Regions from separate parts of the Homo sapiens genome. Here all the other regions are linked to region 1. The links are chromatin contacts, found by Hi-C or POLR2A ChIA-PET in ENCODE. All regions are on one chromosome and are shown on one strand. Each heading gives the region's core, a stretch centred on a gene start or an enhancer-like site at or near the end of the contact. The rest is flanking DNA. Distances are from core to core; before and after follow the strand shown.

Evidence for each region. A loop is a pair of places that touch in the nucleus more often than their neighbours do. ChIA-PET counts read pairs that join two places held with the same protein, here RNA polymerase II (POLR2A). Pooled maps may share reads with other maps.
Region 2: a loop to region 1 is called in a map of ovary, with 2.8 times the contacts of the local background. The contact joins the promoter of TCAF1 here to the promoter of OR6B1 in region 1. A Hi-C loop is called at or near these places in 6 of 168 maps with a recorded cell type or tissue (aorta, chondrocyte, heart right ventricle and 2 more) and 3 of 50 pooled maps. POLR2A ChIA-PET finds 5 or more read pairs at or near these places in 8 of 52 experiments (Caco-2, HEK293, HepG2 and 5 more).
Region 3: a loop to region 1 is called in a pooled map, with 1.9 times the contacts of the local background. The contact joins the promoter of OR2A25 here to the promoter of OR6B1 in region 1. A Hi-C loop is called at or near these places in 3 of 50 pooled maps. POLR2A ChIA-PET finds 5 or more read pairs at or near these places in 2 of 52 experiments (activated CD4-positive, alpha-beta memory T cell and activated T-cell).

What each region holds. Positions count from the first base shown.
Region 1 is chr7:143,998,369-144,002,747 of GRCh38, forward strand. OR6B1 (olfactory receptor family 6 subfamily B member 1) reads left to right here and starts at 1,952. Exons shown (of 2, transcript NM_001005281.3): 1 at 1,952-2,282.
Region 2 is chr7:143,899,537-143,903,915 of GRCh38, forward strand. It overlaps TCAF1 (TRPM8 channel associated factor 1), which reads right to left and starts at 2,640. Exons shown (of 9, transcript NM_014719.3): 1 at 2,425-2,640. It overlaps LOC105375549 (a long non-coding RNA gene), which reads left to right. Exons shown (of 3, transcript XR_007060574.1): 3 at 1-2,417. RefSeq lists enhancers at 1,608-2,145, 1,821-1,870 and a silencer at 2,661-2,800.
Region 3 is chr7:144,067,974-144,072,352 of GRCh38, forward strand. It overlaps OR2A25 (olfactory receptor family 2 subfamily A member 25), which reads left to right and starts at 1,838. Exons shown (of 2, transcript NM_001386096.1): 1 at 1,838-1,923.

The DNA of each region.
Region 1 (4,379 bases), core at 702-3,201:
AACAGAAGCTGCCACATTGCAGTAACAGAGTTTTGGGCATTTAAACTACCCACCTATCCTCGCTCACTTCCCAGATTGGTGTCAGCTGTGAAGATAACAACCCACACTTCTGGCACAGATTTAACAATGTGCGTGAGAAAGAGCAATATGAACCTTATTCTCAAAGAAAACTGGTTACAATTTTCTAACCATTTGGAAGCCAACTAAAGGGCTTACCTTTGTGTTTCTTGAATGGAAGTTTTCCCAGGGCTGGGGTAGCTTCCTAGGTACCATTTGCTGAATGCAGTTAAAAGCAAAAGCATTGGTTGCAGCAGTCTTGGTCTAGGGATAAAAGTGGTAACAAGCAACAGACAGAAAAGATTGGGAAGAAAATAGGTTGGGGAAGAAGGTACATTGGAAAATAAGGGATTTTTTTATAACTCAGGTGTATGCCAGAAAACAAAGAAAGCCAGGTGTATATCCAGAGCAGAATGCATGCTCAGAAAAGGCCTGAGAAGGCCCTAAGATTTCACCTCTGAATGACCTTCAGGGTCTGCCCAATAACAATTGACAGCTAAAACCGAGTTGTAATGGCCAAAGTGTGGAGGTGTGCCCCAAACAGAACTAGTGTCAACCCCAACAGAGAACAATAATAAAGAATAAAATGCTCCTTATAATAAAAACAAACAACAACAAAAAAAGTGGACATAACAACAAATATACGTGGACTCCGAAAGAAGAAGGCAGATAGCCAAGGGACCTCAGGCACAACACACAGGTTCTTGGAGTTTCCCTATTGCCTCCCGTATGTATTGAACAGGAATCTGCAGAAGACTTCAACCTGAAACCAATTGGTATAGGAAAAAAAAAAAACTCCAAGGAAAGCCTGTACAGCTGAATTCTAGGATAAGATCGTGTCAACATGTCCCAGAATACAGCCAATGTTTATCTGCTAAATATCTCCATTCTAGAATTGCTTGTATAAAATGTTGACTCCAGGAGTCAAAAATGATTGTCACAGTAACTCACAGAATCTTCTCACAGTAGATGGACATTTTCTATCTTTGGAGGAGAAATGTGGTCCCCCTCAGTGACAACCATATCACAGCAGCTTAAAACCATGTTGAAAAATTGTGGTTAATATAAAATAATACATTTTAGAGAAGTCAGTTTTTCTGAGACTTGGAGATAAATCAAGGCCAGAGACTTGAAAGAGATGCCTTACTTTTATTTGCTACTACTTGGTTTTCATACTTCAGTCCTGTAAGAGAAATTGTACTGAAGGCTGCTTGCTTAATTACCATAAACATGTGTGGCTCTCCACACTGAACTGTTTATAACTTTTAATATATTCATCTACCATTGCATCAAATCACAGTGAATCTGATAGCTTTTCTTTGTGAGAGGGCAACTTAAGAGTTCTGCCGGCTACAGAAGAAGTGATTTTTAGTACACTAGAGCTTTGTACCAGAATGTGAACTATTGGTCAAATGGTACCCATGGGCAGCTGACAAAGTGACAATAATTCCATCAGGATAAATTTACTTAGTGAACAAGTTGACATAAGTATCTAAAACAAAAACTGTCATTTAAACTTGTACTAAAATGTACTAATATCAGTCTCCTTTGGGCATCAATATCACATTTGGAGCACTTGCATGATCATCCTGTTTCAAGTAAGCCAAAGATGGAAGAATATTCGAAAGTCTGTATATAGAGATTTCACTGCAGTACATTTTTCTCTTCATCTGTCAAAAAATATGGTTCTTTCCAAAGTGCGTGGTCATAAGTGGACCTTTTTTTCCTATGGAACTAATAACATATAAAACAATTAAGATCACCACAATGGGCAAATGGAAATTTCTCTTGGATCCCACAAGAGAACTGAACTGCCATTGTCAAGGTTCTTTTCTCTTGGGTCTTGGCAGATATGTAGGGAAAGTCTTGGTACTCTATAAAGCCCTCAGAATCCAAAGGTCTTCACAGCTCAGTGTGCCTAAAATCACTGCCATGTTCACCAGGAAGGTGATGGGCACCCTAGTCCCAGGGTGCTGGACGAAGCAGCCTCGTGCCACATCAGATGCAGATGTGGTCCTAGTGCCTAGGGCTCTCCTGTCATCTTATCCTGGCTTTCAGCTTGAAAGCAGTGGGGCAATCTGTACCCAGTCACTCTTTCTAGGTTTAGAAAGTGGGTTCCTCACATCTATTCAATACCTGAATCTTTTTCTTCTGCATCTTCCTATTTTAGAATTGGTGAAGGCTTTGTTTTCACATTTCATCCTATCAGAGGCTGCTGTGCCAAGGTAAGTGCTCCCTCTCAGAGCATTACTTTCTCACTATGCAGGCAGCCCTGTTTCAGGCTCCTACAGCGCAGCAACATTTAAACTCTAAAATGTTTAATGCCTCTCTGTTCTATCCACTCTCAATTCCTAGCAATCGGTCCGGATAATATTCTTGTCTCCTGAAATCTAAGTGCAGCCAGTTATGCAGTGAGCTGAGGGAGCAGGCTCCTCTTGCCACTTTGGAGACATCTCTCTGTGTGGGATCAAAAATTAGTGCCCCAGATTATGATCCCAAACTTTAGATCCCTACCATTGACCCGATGACCTGATATCCCTGTGCTGCAACCACCACATCTTCCTGGCAACTTGTTTCTGGTGGTGGCTACAAAAACTGCTGCTATCTTGGCAGGGGCGGAGGTTAAATGTTCATCAAATTCAAATTACTTGGAACCTACGTATGTATAGAACCCTGACAAAGTTGGGGAAAAGTGCATAGCAGCAGACATAAGAAACAAAGATGTTTGATTCTAGACCAGTGGTAAATCTGCTATGAGGGGTAACATGTTTGAGTATGCTTAATGGAGTAAAAACTATTATAAGTAAAAAGGCTGTACATATTTTGCAGTAAGGTGATACATAAAAATACCAGTATGCAATAATTAGTGCCAGTGCACCTTCATTCAGTTAATGAGAAATAAGGAATTCTTTGTTTTTCTTGTAGAGCTTCCTCTAGAAGTGAAAACTTATGTAACTTGTGAACAAGTATAGCTAAATATGTCCATCTTTGTTTCTTTGACAAATGTTATAAGCTAGAATGATTTTTCTCTTCTTTGTGTGTATCTTTAAGTGTATGCTATGAGGGTGCTTTCTAACGGGTCTATGAATCTCTGGTTTGGCAACCTTGTCCCATCCTAACCCATCCTCCCACATCAAAAACAAGAATATAATAAGAGGATGTTGTCATCCTGCTGACAAACAGTGATTACTTATTGTCTATACTTCAGGATAATTCTTAAATGCCTCACTATTCCATGATCTGGTCCGTGACAACAGAGTCTCTCTCTTTCTCTTTCCATCCATCTCTTTTCTGCTCATTCACTCACTCACAACTTGCCCACTCACGCAGCAATTATGAGTTGAGTTCCTGAAAATTTCAAACTGTTTCAGATCTCCGTGCCTTTGTTCACTCTGATTCATCTGCCAAAAATGCCTTTTCCTCCTCCTAATTTATATTTCAAAACATATCCAATCATTATTCTCAGATACATTTACCAAGCATTTCTATACATTCATTTCTGTTATGTGTGTCTGATTGAATATGTACTTGTATCATGTTGCTTTCTTTTTAACATTTGGGTTCATCTCTAATAGTCTCAGCTTATAATAAAATTTCAGCAGGATTAAAGAACACTTCCTAAAATAGTCAGGAATTTTAAATGTAAAATACATTGGTAAGTCCAAAATGTGATATTCTTCATCAGTGTGTTTCACTCTAGTGGTTAAGGACATGCCTTTGTAGTCGGACCTGGGCTTTATGATTCTGATTTTATCACTGTCTAACTTGGAAATATTATTTAATCTATCTAAACCACAGTGTCTTCTTTGAAATTAGAATAGCAATGTCTAATTAACATTATTTTGTGGATTAAATGGGATATTGCATGAAAAGAACTTCCCAGCACCTATTAAATACTCAATAAATTATTATTAGAAGATTTTCTGAACTGATAGTAAGACAGTTAGTAAAGATAGTAAGATAGTTAGTAAATGATGCCATCTAACTACCTTAGTAAATGGCATCACCTCTAGGTAATAAGCTCTATATTTGGGGTTCCTCCGTGATTTCTTTCTTTCTCTCACCTTCCATATCCAAGTCACCAATTACTGTTAAAGATTCTGCTTCTAACGTGTATCTTAAATCTGCTTCTCTGGAACCACAGTATTTAAGTTCACTGTCACCTATTCTGAGTAGCCTCCAACTAGTTTCATAGCTCACAGCTCATGCTCTTGCCTCCAAGGAGTCCGTTTTGCAACGACAGAGTTATCTTTCCATTGCGTAAATCATATCATGTCCCATTCACCTTTAATCTTTTGCTTGTTTCCGACTGCTTTTAGACC
Region 2 (4,379 bases), core at 1,390-3,889, 98 kb before region 1:
AGAAAACGATACACTAAAATTAATCTATGATCTTGAGAAAACAATTATCAAACAAGAAAAGCTATAAAAGAAAGTACTACTAACTTGAAATTAAATTCAAAACTTAGATTCATTGATAGAAACAGAGAAAGAAACAGATATAAAGACATAGAGAGAAAGAAAACCTCAAAAGCAAATTGGAAAGATGTCTGTGGCATATATAGCTAACAATTACTGCTTCGTACCCAGATTATATAAAGAAAGCATTCCAATGAGTCAATAAAAAAGGTAAACAAACAATCCAATACAAAAATGAAAGAGACAGGAATCAGAATTTCACAAAGAGAAAGCACTGATCAACATATAAAAAGTCAATCTCATTAGTTATGGAAAATGCTAGTTAAAATCACAGTTAAATGCTATTTCATACCTGCCAGACTGACAAAAAATGTAATTTTACAAGACTAAGCTGTGGCAAGCATGTAGAGCAACAAGAATGCTCATCCACTGCTGGAGGGAGTGCAAACTGGTTTAACACTTTGGAAAGTTTAGAAATGACCCAATAAAATTGAATACACATAAATCTTATAACTCCGCAATTCTACTCCCAGCTATATACTCTAGGGAAGCTCCCACACAAGTGTACTTGAATATTAGAGGACATGGGCAGGCTTTAAAGTGGCCCCGATAATCCCTGCCTCCAGGTGTTCATGTCCTTGTGTCACCCCCTTCCCTTCAGTGTGAGTTGGGCCTAGGGACTCACTTCTAATGAATATAAAATGGCAAAAATAATGGGATGTCGCTTCTGAGGTTACAGAAAGAATCTGACTTCTGTCTTTCTCTTTTTCTCTGTGGGAGCCTTCTCTCTGGGGGGAGTAAGCTGCCATGTTGCAACCATTCTTTATACAGAGGCCCATGTGGCAAAGAACTGATGTGTACAGCCAGGGTCAGTGAGGCCAATCGGCCTGCCAGCAGTCATGTGAGTAAGCCTGGGAGAGGTCCTCGACCCTACGCCTAGCCTTGAGATGACTGAGGCCCAGTCAATACCTTGATTGTTGATACAGCTTGTGAGAGACCCTGAGTCAGAGACTCCCAGCTAAGCCCCTCCTGGATTCCTGATCACAGAAACTGTAAGATAGGAGGTAACAGGACTTGTTTTGTTTGTTCGCTTTGGTTTGAAGCTGCTAGGTGTTGGGGTAATTTGTTACATAGCTTATAGATAAATCATACACCTCCAAAAGTAGAAACAATCCAATGTCCATCAGCAGTAGAATGGATAAATTATGTACATTTACACCTTAAATGACGAAAACGAAAATGGAAGGAAGCATGAAAGATGAATCTATAAAACTTAAGAATACGTACAGGATAATGTCATTAATATAATGTCATTATAATGAGAAAGCCAATACATATGTTTTAGGAATACACACACAAATATGGTAAAACTAAAAAGAAAAGCAAGGGATTCATTAAATTAAGACAAAAATCACGAAAGATGTCACATCTCAGAGAATGGAGGAGAATGGACCATGGGCATCAGTTGGGACTCATGGGCTTCTAAGGTACTGTGACGCCCTATTTCTTGACCCAAGGAGATGGTCAGGCATTCGTTTCATTATTTTTTAGACCATTCTGAGATATTTCATTTACTTTTTATTCAACATTTTAAAACAAAGTATTGAAACCAATTCATCAACAAATCACTAGTTTGGAGGATGAAAGTGATGGACCGATGGTTGGCTGGTCAGCTAGACAGACACATTCTGTCCTTTACGTCTAGTTCGAGCTGTACTTCTTCTAAATTTCCATGATTATCCAATTGGCAAAGATCTTTTTCTCCTGTACTTAAGGCCTTCTTCCGTTGCAGGTTGGGCCAAACTAGCGGCCAGCTCTCGGCTGTTTACCAGGGAACTGTATCACCCAGCACTTGCTGCTTCAGGCCAAATGCATTCCAGACTAACATTCAGCCTGAATCCCCGCGCCGCTCTCACCGCCACCCCTCCCCAGGTCCCTTCCCCCACCACAAACCCACACTGCGCCCGTGGGCGCCTAGAGCACTGGGGTGGATGAGAACTTCCACCTGGGCTTAACGGAGACAAGCTAGCCTAGAAGAATGCAAGCCCCCAGCTGGCGAGATCAAATCGCCTCGAGGGTTCCTGCTAGCTCAGATCTTAATGGCTCCTTGCGGAGCAAAAAACAAATCCTACGAAAATAGGGGGGGTCATCGCCTCCTGCCCAGCAGAGGGCATAACAATGCGGCGAGAATGAAATAGGCACCGAGCTGCAGAGAAAAATCATCAACGGGGTAGAGACGAAGGAAGGGATCCTCGGTGGAACGGCTCTATCACCTGGGGGCGCGCGCAGAGGCCGCAATCCACGCCCGGCCCTCCCCAGACGCTAAACGTCGCACCCCGCCCACCGCTCCCCGCCCCGGACACTAACCCGGGGCCCAGGCCTCGGTCACCGCGGGCCTCTCCTGGTCCAGAGTCTACGCTGAACCCCACTCACTGTTTGCCCCGCTGTTCCCTGCAGCGCGGGTTCGGGGCAGTAGCAACCTGCTAGGAGCGGGAGGCGGTTGTTCCCAGGAGGAAGCAGCTTCTCCGCCCAGGAGGCAAAGGGCAGCGGGCTCGAAACTACAGGACTTGGAAAGTCTTAGGCGGAGACTGCGGGGGTGGGGGGTGGTGAGGAGGGGCCTTCCAGGGAGCTGATTGGTCGACGCGGACGGGGGCGGGACTTGGCCGGCGCCGTCCCTCCCCTAGACCTCAGAGGCCCTGCCCGCAGATGTGGCGCCAAATCCCGGATGCAGGCCTAGGCGCCAGCCCAGGAATATAGGGAGCAAATTGTTAAGAACAAAACAAAACAAAACAAAAGTGAGAATACTTCTGAACAAGTGACGGCCTTGATAAATAGCGAGAGATGTTTATATAAAATAATACAGGACTATTTTTAAGGACGAGTGAAATCTATCGGTTCTAGCTATAGTTTTTAATTAAAAAAGCAAGTTGTATTAAAATGGAGAGTAGGATCTCTCTTTCCCCCTCCCCTCCCCTCCCCTCCCCTCCCCTCCCCTCCCCTCCCCTCCAGGGGGAGGGTCTGCTTCTGCCACCCAGGCTGGAGTGCAGTGGTGCCATCACAGCTCACTGCAGCTTCAACCTCCCAGGCTCAAGCGATCCTTCCACCTCAGAGGCTGGGACCACAAGTGCGCCGCCACCACGCCCAGCTAACTTTTTGATTTTTTGTTAGAGACAGGGTTTTACTTTGTTGCCCAGGCTGGTCTCGAACGCCAGGGCTCAAGTGATCCTCCCGCCTCGGCCTCCCAAAGTGCTGGGATCACAGGCCTGAGCCACTGCATCAGCTTTAGCATTACATTCGTGTATGAAGAAGACATGCTGCATGTGCTTCTATAAGAGGCGGGGCTAACGGTGGAGAAATTGTCTATTGATTCTTACCTTCACAACCACTGAATTGTTTTTTTTTAAACCAATACATTGTTTTTATAAGTTTAATAAAACAGTAAGGCGTTGAGAATGTTACTAACCAATCAACAGATGACAGATATTGGGCATGAGGGAGGAAAGAAAGAAAGGAGTAGCAGGGAAAAAGCCTGGACTTTGAAGCCACCACATCCTCTGCTTACAAGTTGGGCAGTGTATTCATTGCTAAGGCTGCTGTGATAAATTTTCACACATTTAGTGGCTTAAAACAACACAGATTTACTACTATCTTCCAGGACTGTAGGTCCTGGAAGTCCAGCACAGGTCTCACTGGGCTATCATCCAGGTGTAGGCAGGGATGTGTTTCTCTTTGCAGGATCTAGGGACAAATCTATTTTCCTTGCTTTTTCCAGCTTCCAGAGGCTCCCGCATTCCCTGGCTTGCAGCCCTTTCCTTCATCTTCAAAGTCAGCAATCTCATGGCTCCAGCCTCTGCTTCTGTGTCACATCTCCTTCTTTGAGTCTCCTGCTTCCTTCTTTCACTTAGAAGGACCTTGTGATTACATTGTGCCTATCCAGATAATCTAGATAATTTCCCATCTCAAGGTCAGCTAATTAGCAGCCTTCATTCTGTCTGCAACCTTAATTCTCCCTTGCCATGTAGCATTGCGTATCACAAATTCTGGGAATTAGGATCTGGACATCTGTATTAATCCATTTTCACACTGCAGATAAAGACATTCCCCAGACTGGGCAATTTACAAAAGAAAGAGGTTTAATTGGACTCACAGTTTCACGTGGTTGGGGAGGCCTCACAATCATGGCAGAAGGCAAGGAGAAGCAAGTCACATCTTATGTGGATGGCGGCAGGCAAAGAGACAGCTTGTTCAGGGAAACTGCCGTTTTTAAAACCATCGGATCTCCTGCGACCTCTCCACTATCATGAGAACGGTTGGGGAAAGAC
Region 3 (4,379 bases), core at 588-3,087, 69 kb after region 1:
GGGTATCTGCCCAGAGGAAAAGAGGTCATTATATGTAAAAGATACTTGCATATGCATGTTTACAGCAACATAGTTTGCAATTGCAAAATCGTGGAACCAACACAAATGCCCATCAATCAACGAGTGGATCAAGAAACTGTGTGTGTGTGTGTGTGTGTGTGTGTGTGTGTGTGTGTGTGTGCATATAAAATAGAATACTACTCAGCCATAAAAAGAAATGAATTAACGGCATTTGCAGTGACTTGGATGAAATTGGAAACTATTAATCTGATTGAGGTAACTCAGGAATGGAAAACTAAACATTTTATGTTCTCACTGATATATGGGAGCTAAGATATGAGGATGCAAAGGCATAAGAATGATACAATGGACTTTGGGGACTAGGGGGAAAGAGAGGGATGGGGACGAGGGATGAAAGACTACAAATAAGGCGCAGTGTATACTTCTCAGGTGATGGGTGCACCAAAATCTCACAGATCACTAAAAAACTTACCCATGTAACCAAATACCACCTGTACCCAAATGACTTATGGAAAAATAAAAAATATTTGGAAAATATTACTTACACTGCCTTATGTAGAAGTAGAAAATCCAAAACCTTAATGTTCAAAAAATTGAATTGGTTACCAGAATTTTCTTCTAATCAAAGAACACCATGCCATATAGTTTTAAAGACAAATTTTACCGATCCTTAAGGAACAGCTAATTTTCATACTATGTAAAACTTATTGAGAATAGACAAAAGAAGTACAGCAATCCAGCTTGCTTTATAGGGCTAGTATAACAATGATAACAAAACTAGAAAAGTACAGTAGAAGAAAAGTGATTTATTGAACAAATCTCAAAAATGAACATAAATGCAAATTAGCCTAAGTGTTAGTAAACCAAGTTCAGCATTGCTATTATCAAACAAAATACATCTTTTTCAGATAAAATATAATTTTAGGCAAAAAAATTATAAGACATATAGAAGGCTTTTATATTTATAAAATTAGAAATAGAAAAAGAAGAGATATAATTTATGAGTTTATATATTTAATAAATTGGACCGTGGACAACATATGGGTCACAGTGATTGTTTCTCTCCAGGCATTAGATGCCCTTGGGCATCAATATGAGGAAGCAGCATCTTTTCAGTATATGAGGACACAATCTGAACACCAATCACCAACAAGCCTCTTACTGAACAGGTCTGATGGGGAAAAGCACATTAAAACCTGCTACAGGTGAGCTCTCTCAAGGTTAAAATAATAGGTTTTTTTACTTTCTTAGTTGGCAGTCATAAACATTAAAAAAACTTTAATTTAGCAAATTACATCCTGCCTCCTTTATATTTAAGTATAAGAATGGATTTAGGTAAAAGACTAAAAGAAAAATTTAAAGCACAAAGACACCATCGGATTGTCTCAGCTGGATTTCCGGAAATTATAAAATAGGGTCAGTTCATTTTCATTTCTTCATTCTCAGAAGACAGAGAAAATAGTAATAGTCACAGACCTCAGGGATTATGGTCGTCCTCACTTCACCTCACACTCCCCTTGCATTCAAAATCACTAGAAATTAAAGAACAGGGATTGCTTCTTGGTAAGAACTGTCCTTGTTTGTGCTCCAGTTAAATCTTACAAAAAGGGTTCAACAAATCCCACTGGGATGCTTTATCCTTCTTTCTGATCCCTTAACATGTTGCCCACAGCTTCTATAGCTCTTGCTACCTGGTCCTACTTTGGGAATTGGATTCCTTGTGGAGATTTGATGGAAAAAATTACAGAATATATGTTCGGGTTGCACAGAAGATAAAACTCAGTCAAAATGGGATGGGAATACTATATGGGTTCCACCTGCCCTGAAACAAGTGATTCTATTTGGAAGGTTGAATCTATATGAGTTCCACCTGCCCTAAAAACAAGTGAATCTATTTGGAAGGTTAGTAGGTGGGGATATTTTGGAGTTCCTGAAACTAAAATAAGCCTGGGGAATCTGTAATGTATGAAGAGGTCCTGGAAGTAATTGTATTCCTGCTTAAATTTCTGATCATGAATCCTACACTGACTGAAGAAAGTAACAGCAGCAACATCTTGACATCAACATCCTTCCAGAGAAAACCAGAGAGATAAGTACAGGGAGAGCCCTTTTCCCTAGGACAGGAGCAGATGGCAGTGTGCGTGATGGGTCTTTATCTCTCCACTGCAACACACTTTCATAGCATACTGAGGCATGGTTGATCTAAGCAGAGAATAACGTCATCTCTTCTGAGAGCTATCCAACCTCCACTGGGGCACTTTTTTCCCCCAATAATCTTTTTGGAATGAAAGAGTTTCAACACTAGCTTACAGATGCTTTTTACTAATTTGTGAAGCTTTACCTAACTCATATCCACCTTGTTTTCTCATTTTTAGTTGTTAATCCTGATGTAAAATGTAAGTTTTTATATTATCCAACCTTTATTTATTATACAATTTCAGAAGCACTGTAATAAAAAATCACAATGCAAACTGTAATTCTTACCTGTTAATGCCAAATTTCTGCTATTTACAGACTTAGCTACTAGACTAATTTAACATTTTTCTCTTTCAGATATACCTAATGTAGATAATTTATTTTGATGCTTTTGGTGTTGAATTTCTTGTTTAAATTGTAAGGTAAAATAGTTGTTTGTGGGGGGTTGCCTCATGTTTCTATTGCCTCATGAAATTAAGTAGTGGTTTTATAGAACAATGGGCCTAATTGACTGCAAACTAGATTTATGTTACATAAGAAGAAGAGTGACACAAAGGATTTGTTTTAAAATATGAAATTCATTTTTCTGAGCTATTTAAACATGAGAATTATCATATTTGTGAGTCCCTTTTTTCTAAATTTTTGTAGGTACATAGTAGGTGTATATATTTATGGGGTATATGAGATGTTTTGATACAGGCACGCAATGTGAAATAAGCACATCATAGGGAATGAGGCACCCAGACCCTCAAGCATTTACCCTCTAAGTTACAAAAAATCCAATTACATTCTTTAATGTGAATGTAATCCAATTACATTCTTTAATGTGAATGTAAAGAATTACATTCTTTAATTATTTTAAAATTACAATGAAGTTATTGACTATGGCCACCCTATTTTGCTAACAAATAATAGGTCTTATTCATTCTTTTTAATTTTTTTGTACCCATTAATGATCCCCACCTCCTCCCAATACCCCTGCTACCCTTCCCAGCCTCTAGTAACCATCCTTCTACTCTGTATGTCCATGAGTTCAATTGTTTTGATTTTTAGGTCCCGCAAATAAGTGGGAACATGTGATGTTTGTCTTTCTGTGCCTGGCTTATTTAATTTAACATAATGATTTCCATTTCCATCCATGTTGTTGCAAATGACTAGATCTCATTCTTTCTTTATGGCTGAATACTGCTCCACTGTGTATATGTACCACATTTTCTTTATCCATTCATCTGTTGATGGACACTTAGCTTGCTTCCAATTATTAGCTATTGTAAACAGTGCTGCAACATAGGAGTGCAGATATCTCTTCGATATACTGATTTCCTTTCTTTTGGGTATATGCCAGTGGGACTCCTGGAATATTTGTGAGTATTTTTAATAGTCTTATCAATCCAACCAGGTTACATGTGCCTACAAACAAGTACAGTCTTATATGCCCTCAGCTAAGACATGTAGCAGGACGTAATATATGTTCAGTTAATACCTGTGGATTTATATTTTGTGATTTAGCTACTTGGAGATGGGGGAAGATGAGATGACACCATTGGTCCTTCTATTTTATTGTGTGCCTTTATTATATGAAATTTTAAAAGTAGCATTGTTATCTTCATTGGACTCAGATATTGCAAGGAAGTTGAGGTGAAAGTGAATAACACTTTTCTATACATTTGGGACCACTGAATCCTATTGTTGGAAAGGATCTTGGCATTCTTCTAGTTCAACTTCTCACATGACAAAGGAATCCCATCTTGAATAGATGGTTAATTAATCTATGAATTAAAACACTCACTGAAATCTTCATTCCTAATAAAATTACTAATTTTCAAGAAGGCAATTTCAATAATGATCAGATTATTTATTGACTAAGATAATATCACCTTCCAATAATTTCTACTTTGAATTATGATTCTTGCTTTGAAGCAAAACTTATCTACCTTTGCTGATGAAATCTTTCAAATATTACTTGAATAGGGAACTCATTGATAGGAACTCAATTATGAATTTTTCTGTTTTTATTTTAGTGAAATCCAGATGGATTATGGGCTGAAGAAGGCTATAGAGTCAGGCAAAAAAACAGAAGCAATAATTTAGAAATTACAATGATTCAAACCTCAGTATACCCTCTTGGCTTTGGAAGGATTTTAAAACATTTGATAGGCCAC